2 separate regions of the Homo sapiens genome follow, and region 2 is linked to region 1. Evidence: read pairs that join two places in POLR2A ChIA-PET (ENCODE). Cell type or tissue: K562. All regions are shown on one strand.

Region 1 (5,000 bases):
ACCTGTCATCAAAGGAGATGAAGATGAATCCCCCTTCAGCCCCCACACCTCAATGAGTTGTCAAGTACTCTCCCTCCCACTTGAATAGGAAGCAGGAGCAGCAGGCCAGGTTGCAGGTTGAGGAAGTCAGAAGTTAACTTGAGCTGAGTTTGCAGCTCTGGAGAGATTGAGGAGCAGACTTTTCTCTTGTCACTTTGGAAGGAGAGGATTGTGAGGCTGCCCCTTTAAATAGCATTCCCGTAGGAGGCAGATCACATCCATCCGTCACCTACTGCCAAAGCATCATTTTTGGTTTCTATCAAACTCAAAGCTTGTTGGAAAGGATTGTGGGGTTAGGGGAGTGAGGAGGCAGAGCCTCCTAGGGGTAGGGGGCAGTTTAGAAGCTGAAAAGGAGAGGAATGAGAAGGAGCCTGGGAAAGGTGGGGGATGAGGACAAGAGGAAAAGACAGGGAGAGAATAGTTGTCTTTTGAGCCTCAGAGTGGAACAAGTATACCCAATTCTTATCTGTTTAGAGACGCAGCAAGGTAGAAATGGGATTGTATTGCAACAAGAGGAATGAGGTTGAGACTAAACACCAGGACTGGTGACTAAAGAAAGTGAAAGGAGCCACAGAGTGAAAAAGGCTGATAGACTTGGCTCTGGTTTTATCACTTACTCTCTGTGAGACCCTATAATTTTTCTGGGTTAGTTTAGTTCTCATTTATTTTTATTTTTACTTTTTCCATCAAACTGTGTTGTCTATGAAGTTTTCCCATTTATTAAATGAAGGGAATTAGAGTGGATGAACTCTAATGTCTCTTTCACGAATAACTTTGTGTGTGTGTGCGTGTGTGTGTGTGTGTGTGTGTGTGTGTGTGAATTAGCCTTAAAATGAATCAGGAGCAGGGGGTCTTGGGAGAGCAGGATGTGACACTGTGTTAACAAGAAATGTTGAGAGAGCCCTCTGGATGTATGTCTTGCCTCTTTCCCACCTATTCTAGTTTAAAGACCTGCCTAAATTTGGAAACTCCTTAGCTCTAATCCTAATTTACTAATTAGAGCTCTTTAGCACCATCCTAATTTGCAATTCTTTTGTAGTTTCCAGCCCATTTCATTTTCAGTTGATAAGGAGGAGATTGCTCCCAAATTTTCAGAAATGGACTGTGTAGGAGTGTGACTAGGGTCTCAGATGCAGCCATTTCTTGGCTGGGTCTGGGGAAAAGCCAAGGGATGTGTGCTAAAGGTAGATGGACAGAGGGTGGGAAGTCCCTTATTATTTCCACTTTTTTCTCCATCTCTGACTCTGCCATCTCTTTCTGCCTCTGTACTTTCTGGGAGCTGGTTCTGCTGATACTTCTGCTGAATCTAAATGCTGACCTAACTTGGCAATTCTTTTATGTTAGGAGTCTTAGCTGTGACAGTTCATCCGCTTCTTCGCCCTTCCATTTCACTTCTTTTCTCCTTCTCTGACTGGGAGAGGAGGAGCCTCCACTCAGTATTTAGAACAGAGTAAATACCTTCTCCTGATCACTCCTCCTTCCAACCTCCAGAATTTTTTGAAATTAAAATTCACATTCTGGGATCCTGGATTAGTGGCCTGTTTTGGATTCAGTAGTTAGTGAATATATCTCCACTTTCTGTTGACATAGGAGTTTCCCCAATGCCAAAGCAGGTGGTCATTAAGGGAGAGAACAATATGGAGCAAGAGAGGTGGTTCCTGCAAGAGTCCTAGGTAGGACTCGGTTGGATGGAGGAGGCTTTGCCCTTTTACAAGGTCTTGAGTTCAAATTCCAGTTCACTCCTTCCACAAATGTTTATTAACCAGCTAGGCTGTTTTGTGCTGGGCCTTTAGCTCCTAGATTTCTTTCTCTGAAGACAGAACAGAAAAAATGAGCTGGAAGTGCTTCAGGAGGGGTTTTGATATCAGGAATGCTTTCCTGGCTGTGTAGAGTTATTACCTAGTCAAAGAAGAAGATGTTAAGCTGGGTGCGGTGGCTCACACCTGTAATCCCACCACTTTGGGAGGCCGACGTGGGCGGATCACGAGGTCAGGAGTTGGAGACCAGCCTGGCCAATATAGTGAAACCCCATCTCTACTAAAAAATACAAAAATTAGCCGGCGTGGTGGCCCGCGCCTGTAGTCCCAGCTACTCCAGGAGGCTGAGGCAGGAGAATCGCTGGAACTGGGGAGGCAGAGGTTGCAGTGAGCCGAGATCGCGCCACTGCACTGCAGCCTGGGCGACACAGACTCCTTCTCAAAAAAAAAAAAAAAAAAAAAAAAAAAAAAAAAGATGCCTGCTCTGGAGAGCTTTGAACTTGGAAGAAATTCCTATCTGCTAGGCGGGCAGGCAGAAGTACCATGGAGAAGGCCACAGTCTTGGAGACAGGTGGGGAAGATCAAGCTGAGGGACCCGAGGCCAAGTGTGGGATGCCATCACAGCTCAGGGCACACCCTGAACTTTTCCAAGACAGGAGCACAGGTGGGGTCTGGTCCGACTGGGTTCCGAGTCCAGATCTAGCAGGGAAAGATGTGTGCTCATCCCCTACCCCGCACTCAGACATGGGACACGCAGGCAGCTAGGCACACGTGGATACATGGAACCACAACCACATACACAGAAACTCAAAACACACGGAGAGAACCCACACAACCACCCACACCGAAGTCCAGCCCGCCGCCTCCGCTGCACTCTGTAAACACGCACTCACATCCGCCAGTACAGGGCACACGCAGCCACTCGTCCCCGGCGCCTGTGTGCGTGCGCTCGCCCTTGGGCGCTTCTGTCTGTGTGTGCCCCCGGCTTCCAATCGTTCCTTTGGGAGGGGGAGGAGTGGCTGTGAGGAGTGAGAGACTGGCGGGCAGGCTGAGGAGAAGGGAGGGAGAGCAGAGGGAGGGGGGAACCCGGCCGGGGGAGGAGGAGAGAGGCGAGGAGGCGGCTCTGGCAGCGCGCGGCGGCGGCGGCGGTAGCGGCAGCAGCAGCGGCGGTGCGGAGAGCTTGGACTGGGAGCCCAAAGCTCGGCTGGGCAGCGGGAGAGGAGGAGCCGCAGGAGCTGCAGCTCTGCCAGCTTGGGCCGAGCCTAGAGACACCGGCCTGGCTGGTCCACGCCAGCCGCAGGTGGGAAGGGCCTGGGATGGGGGGTGAGGGTCTCTCGGCTGGGGCTGAAGCTGAGCCGAGGTGCTGTCTCCTCCTTCTGTTCCGTAGACCGTGGCTGAGCATGGAGCTGTCCCCCCGCAGTCCTCCGGAGATGCTGGAGGAGTCGGATTGCCCGTCACCCCTGGAGCTGAAGTCAGCCCCCAGCAAGAAGATGTGGATTAAGCTTCGGTCTCTGTAAGTCCCCGGCCCGGGAATGGGGGGAAGGGACCTTAGGGAGCCTGAGCGGGAGGAGGAGGGGGGATAACTGGAGCAGGGCTGTGGGCTGGTAGATTCTCTTTGGCACAGATGTTGGCAGGTGCGAGGAAGCACGGCCCTGACACGCGTGGCCAGGCCACATGTGCAAGGCATGTGCGGAGCAAGCTGGCCAGTTGGAGCGGGCTTAGGAGTTGCAAAGGTAACGATGTGCCTGTGCCTGTGGACCCCAGGCTGACACACGCAGCGCCTAGAGGCAGCACAGTATATGCAGTGTGGCAGGGCTGCAGGAGGGCAGTAGAGGTGCCAGGCTGACTCACACATATCCATGTGCAGAGTTGTGCAGATGTGAGCCACATGACATGTGTGTGCATGAGTGAGCGTGGGTCACAGAGGTATGTGGAGTGATTGCACACAGCTGTAGATCTACTGCATGGGAATACTTGTGCCAACCTGTGGGTCATATGTATCTCAGTTGGGATTGGTAGTTTCTGCCTCATGCACAGGAAGTGGGGTGGGGGTTACCCCATGCCTGAGCTGCTCATCTCTTGGGGCCTGGAAACTCACTCTATGTATTAATGATGAGGGGACCCACGTGGAATCTGGAGGGGGGGTTGGAGCCCCCACCTGGAAGCTGAAGGAGGTGATGATGGTGAAGAAATATTGATTGACAAAGGCAAGGTAACTGGCTTAATCAGAGGCTTTTTGTTTATATAGGGTCTTCCAGGATCTCCAAGCACATTTGGGCATCTTTTCCTATTGTTGCAGTACCAGGGCATGTGGGGAGGAATAAATGGGGGAAGGAAGAACTCAGGTATCTGATACTCCAGTCCCAGGGGAGGAAAGGAACTTTTCCCCTGCTCCTTAGAAAAAAAAGAGGATTGGGTCAAAGACAAGCCATGCACCATGTTTATCTCCCAGTCAGCTGCTGCCATTGGGAAATCTCCGCAGTCTGTTGATTCTTAATCAGGGAACAAGAGAAGATGTCCCTCTCTCCGAGATGAATCCATGGCCCCAGGAAAGAGGAAACAGATAGGAGACTATGGATGTTTAGAGAGGAAACACAGTAAACATAGCCCTGAACCCAGTTCCTCCTCAATGTTCTCCATAGTGAGCACCGAAGCTTTCTATTTCTGGGTTCTGGGAGAGGGAGAGATGGGGGTAGGGGATGGATAGATGCTTATGTTGTATTGTTCTTTAAATACTTCACCTATGGTGATAAGATGACACCTTTTTATGGCAGATGGGTCTGATTTATACACTAGCTACTTGGAGAGGCGTTAGGGAGAACTGAGGCATAGTGGGCAACAAGGCTTGGAATCCAAATGTACTTCTCAGTCCTCCTCCTTGGCTGCCTCTGGCCAATCCAATTTGCTGGGCTCTATGAAGCACAGCCTTGGAATGAGTTCTGGGATGAAGAAATGGAAAACCAGATTGAACTGATTTTTGTTGGGAGGAGCACTGTGTGATTCTTGATAGAAAATGACGCTGCGTTAATGGTAAATGAGCTGGGGAAAGGGGCAGATAAGGAAGTAGTTGAAAGGTAAAGAAGGGCCCCAGGTCCATAAATGGGAGAATTCAGGATGGCTCCCCTAACACTAGTGGCTCATCATACTTACCTTGCCTGTATTCCAGGTAACAGGGCCCTGCGAAAGAGTGGGTATTACTAGTTT
Region 2 (5,000 bases), 100 kb after region 1:
TCCTGGTAAGTTAACCAGAATATGAAGTCAGTTCCCAGTTTGCCCTTCATATAGGGGAGGGAGGCCAGTGGTGTGGATAATCCAGAGAAGTGGAGAATCCAAAGGTGCTTCTCTCTGCCTCAGAATCCCTTCCTGCGGACTTGTGTTTTCTTCGAAATGGCAGAAAGTCCTGGAGATGTGGGTTTATGACTCGATTTTGTTGTTTACTAGCTGTGTGGCCTTCAGAGAGGCAATTTACCTGCCCCACTTCAATTGTTTTTCTTTCTTCTTTTATTTTATGGTAATATTTAAGGTGTAACATGAAGTTTTGATATACATGTATTTAGTGAAATGGTTACTATAATCAAGCAAATGAACACATCCATGATTTTACATAATTAGCCTTTTGTGTGTGTGTCTCTCTGTATGTGTGTGTGTGTGTGTGTGTGTATGTGTAAGAGCACCCAAAATCTGCTCTTCCAGCAAAAATCCCAAATTCAATACAGTATTATTGACTCCAGCTCTTGTGTTCCACTTCAGCTGTTTTGCATTTGATGGTGAGAAATGATCATTTTAATCCTACAGGTTTCGTGTGAGGAATACATGTGTCAAAACTGGTCAGCTCCCTCCTCCATCTATTCCAGACCCAAGCTGGGGAGCTGAGGATAACTTGGAACCTTAGTTTCTGCTCCTCACAAAGCCAGTTACTTCCTTGAGATGTCTTCTCTCCACGGAGTGGAGCCTGCCCTTGCCCTGTTCCTGGGACCTTGGTGAAAATGGACTGAGATTTGTTTCCTGAGGTGCTCTGTCTGTGCCAGACACCGTGTTGGACCCAGACAGATAAAGATGAGTAGACTGTGGTCTTGCCTTGAGGGGATACACAGTAGGCAAGGATCTCAGACAGATGAAGGGACAATTGATGGTAGCAGGGGACTCTGTCCTGGTAGACAAAGCATGCTCTTCCTAGCCTATGGGATTGAAGCAAAGTTGTGCTCCACCACTTAGAGGCTGAATGATTTTGGCATGTCACATAATCTCTCTGACTCTCATCTCCACAGTGTGACCCAGGGTACTTGTGAAATTCGAACAGGAATAGCTCAGATCCACTTTCTGGGTCAACTTTCTGGGGCTCTTCCCTGTTCTCTGGATGTCTACCTCTCACCTCCATGGGAACTCAGTCCATCTGAGCTCTCACCATCTCTCCTGTTGTGTGGTTCATTGTGAGACTTTCTTGGCTTTTTTCCTTCAACATACAGACATCTTAAAAATAAGCAAAATGTTCCCTTTATACTCTCCCTATCTAGCTTCTTTCCAATCCTTCTGCAACCAAGCTTTTTGAAAACAACTCCATTTTTTTTTTGGCCTCAACATCCGTGTTTTGCTTTATGTTCTTATCACCCTGTAATGTTTGCACCACCATCCCTGGAACCGAGATACATCCTTGCCAAGGTACTCGGATACAGTCGCCACTTTTCAGCCTTTATCTTATCTGATCTCGGTGGGCTCTGACACTGTTAGAGCCACTCATCTTTTGAGGTGCTGGGGTTTTCTTTCTTTCTCTCCTTTTTTGGGCCACCCTTCAGTCCCACTTTGACTCACCTTGCCTGCCCCTTTGATATTCTCCAGTGTTCTATTCTTAGCCTTTTTCTTCTCTCCTCTTACAAACTCTCCTGTGTGACTCATTCTTGGAGTCACACTTCCTGGCTCCCACATCTTCATTCCGGCCCAGACCTCTCTCCTGAACACTAATATCCACTAATGGATGGGCAGTAATGCACTGATGAACCCTAGGGGTTGCAACTGGCCTCACCTACGTTCCCCACATCTTCCCCATCACCTGCTCCTCCTCCTGCACCATTTTCCATTCTGATTAACAGTATTGACATTCACCCAGTTATCTAAATAGAGATCTGAGAGTAATTTTACATTTTTCCTCCTCTTGGCCCCCTATGTACAAGGACACCGGGGTCTATGAAGTTCTGCCTCTTTGTCAATCCCAGGGCTCTGGCTCAGAAGCCTCTGCCTGGGGGCCTTGCCATTTTTTATGTTCACTGAAGAAACAGCTTCACAAATGGTTTTCCCTCTGACAGTCTCAAGTTCAAACTCCCAGCTGTCTAAGTGATTTATAGTAGACAAACTATGTGCAGAGCACACACCATCTTTCATGAGCTGGCTTCTGTCCGTCCCTTCAGTTTCAACCCTTCTCATTCCCTCATCAAGACTCTGCCTCAGTCACATTAAATTTCTTTCAGTTTCTTGCATAGATTTAATTTTTTCTTGCTTCTGCCTCTTCACGTATTTTCCTCCGTGTATTGTCTTTAATGCCCTCCTACGATTAGATGACAGAGCTTTTTCCTACTCATCCTTTAAGATTCAGATCAGAAATACCTTCTTCCTGGAAGATTTTCTTTTTTTCTTTTCTTTTTTCTTGAGACGGAGTCACGCTCTGTCACCAGGCTGGAGTGCAGTGGTGCAATCTCAGCTCATTGCAACCTCCGCCTCCCAGGTTCAAGCGATTCTCCTGCCTCAGCCTCTCAAGTAGCTGGGACTACAGGCACCCACCACCACCCCTGGCTAATTTTTGTAGTTTTAGTAGAGATGGGGTTTCACCATGTTGGCCAGGATGGTCTTGATGGTCTCGATGTCTTGACCTCGTGATCCGCTCACCTCGGCTCCCAAAGTGCTGCAGTTACAGGCTTGAGCCAGTGGGCCCAGCCCCTGGAAGATTTTCTGGGCATTCTTCTTGTCTTCCTTCCTCTCCCCACCAAAGTGAAGTCAGAGTTCTGGGCTATGCACTTCCACCAGCCCCTTGCTCTTCTCTTTATCTGTGCATCACCTCGATGGTATTGGGATTGTCTGTTTAGTGCTTGGTTTTCCACACTAGACTTCAGCTGTGCAGTGCAGGACCATGTTTAATTTGTCTGTGCACCCCAGCCCCAGTGAGGATGCCAGACACACAGTTAGAATGCAGTAACTTTTGGTGAAGTGCAGCTAGAAACCTACAAGTGAGTGGGGCTAGAAACCTTCAGAATTTGGGCAAGAGATGTGGACTGGTGGATAAAGCTTAGATTAGACTAATAACATTAATCTGTTGGAAAGAGATATGCCAAGCTGCTTTTTAAGAAACTATTTAATATTTGTTTGTAGTTTTTTTCTTTGAGGTAAAACTTACATACAATGAAACTATACAATGAAACATACATATTAACTGTATTTTTTCGTCTTGTCAAATGCATCTACTGATGTAACCCAGACTCCAATCAAGATATGAAGCATTACCAGTAACCCAGAAAATTTCCTCCTGCCTTTTCCCAGGTGATACCTGCCCCAGCTCCTAGAGGCAAGCTGAACTGCTTTTTAAATACACTCTTTTTTTATTTTAAGAGACAGGATCTTGCTCTGTGATCCAGGCTGGAGTGTAGAGATGCCATCATAGCTCACTGCACCCTCAAACTTCTGGGCTCAAGCGATCCTCTCGCTTCAGTTTCTCAATTTAATGCACTCATTGCTGGAATATCTGTGGGGTTTATTCAACCCTAGCTTGATAGCTTTCTTTCTCTGTCTTGTAATGTGGGCTTATGCCTGTAGAAACCTGACAATTCAGGCCATAGAAGCATCCTTGGGTCAGGAAAGAGAGCTTGCATGTTTTCAAAGGTGTGGAGAGTCTCTTTGGTGTTCCGTGGTGAAAAGAGTCAGCACTGGGCCTTCAATTTTCATGCACTTCATCGAGTGATTCCCCAGGAAGGGCCCAGAAGAAAGATTAAGATATGGGGAATACTTGCCTTTGGACAGAATCCGTTTCTGTTTAACTGATGTCTTCCAGCTGGTTCCTCAGAAAGAAAAGGTCAGGTAGGTTCAGAAGTCCAGTGTGGGAATAATGTGGTTAAGAGTTGGGAGTCAGGAGGTGAATTAAGTCTAATATCAAAGGTGGGCAGTGGAGATCTGTGCAGGGCAAGGAGAATTCAGAGAAAGGTAGGCAGGGGCTTCATTCATTTTGCAGGTACTGGGTACTGGCATCTGAGGGATAAGTATGAGTTGGTATCCACCCTCATGGAGCTCATAGTCTCGGCTTGGAAATAAAGTTATGCTAAATAATTCGATATTAATATGACCCATAAAGGAGTACCTAGAAGGGAAAAATGAAGGTCTGAAGCAGTTCAGGGATGTTGAGAAGAGGGGAAACGTTAGAGGAAGCACTCAGGGGCATTATGGTCAGGAAAGTGAGGGAGAGGAAGTGCTCCATTCCTGAAGATCTGAAATCAAGTGAGTGATAGGGCCGGAGATGGAGAGGCTTGAGTATGGGGAGGGCACATGTGTGTGCATGTGTGTGCGTGTGTGTGTGTGTGTGCGCACGCACATTTGAGTGGGAGGTACATGAAGGCAGAGGGCGATGCTCCCTTCTCAGTAGGAACGTCATCTCGGACAGATCATTACACAGCCCTCAGGAACAGTTCTTGCTATTTGCACAAGTATTTTCCAGGAGGAGATTCCAGGAGGAGGAACCTCAGGGTTCTGCAATCAGCACTGCCAAGGAGCAGTTTCTCGGTACTCCTCCTTGCCTCCCTTCCCTACCTGGGCCTCAGGAAAGAAAGGAGGAGGTACTCCCAGGAATTGTGGGGAGGGAGCAGAGGCCTGTAAGGTAAATACCTTTTTTCCCCCAACACTTAAAAAAGATGCTTTTCATGAATTTAAAACAAGTCTGTAATATTCATTACCAAGCTTAGCCTGTTACTCATTATGGAGAGGGAGGCATGGGATGGGAATGGGGGCAGGGATGGTACCCAGAAGACTGCAATTCCTTTTCTCCTGGATGTGGTTAAAGAAAAACACTCCAGTTCTCTGGCTTCCTTGAGGGGGCAATTGTCCGTGGACACCTGGTTGTAGACCCTGGTGCTTGCTGGGGTGCTAATCTGCCCCTTCTCCTGTTCTGCATGTTCTTCCCCTGTTCTTCATTCTTCCCTATCTGGGTACAGTGTCCTATCCTAGACAGTGGGGTGGGGAATGTGGAACACAGAGGGAGG

What was found. ChIA-PET counts read pairs that join two places held together with the same protein. Peaks named below come from ENCODE experiments on the same cell type or tissue, not always from the same donor. Only the 100,000 strongest peaks of a DNase experiment are listed, where the experiment ranks them.
Region 2: POLR2A ChIA-PET joins it to region 1 with 9 read pairs; 2 of 35 experiments call an interaction of 5 or more read pairs at or near these places.

What each region holds. Positions count from the first base shown.
Region 1 is chr12:54,546,677-54,551,676 of GRCh38, forward strand. NCKAP1L (NCK associated protein 1 like) reads left to right here. Exons shown (of 31, transcript NM_005337.5): 31 at 1-1,567. It overlaps PDE1B (phosphodiesterase 1B), which reads left to right and starts at 2,925. Exons shown (of 16, transcript NM_000924.4): 1 at 2,925-3,096; 2 at 3,184-3,309. The coding sequence starts at 3,197. RefSeq lists enhancers at 1-327, 3,475-4,103 and a silencer at 2,850-2,909. In K562, no CTCF peak of the experiment used is centred here; a DNase peak (open chromatin) is centred at 2,855; H3K4me3 peaks cover 482 bases; H3K27me3 peaks cover 2,164 bases.
Region 2 is chr12:54,648,974-54,653,973 of GRCh38, forward strand. No RefSeq gene overlaps it. Among named protein-coding and RNA genes, the nearest start is that of DCD, 3.1 kb to the left of the region's middle. In K562, no CTCF peak of the experiment used is centred here; no DNase peak of the experiment used is centred here; H3K27me3 peaks cover 395 bases.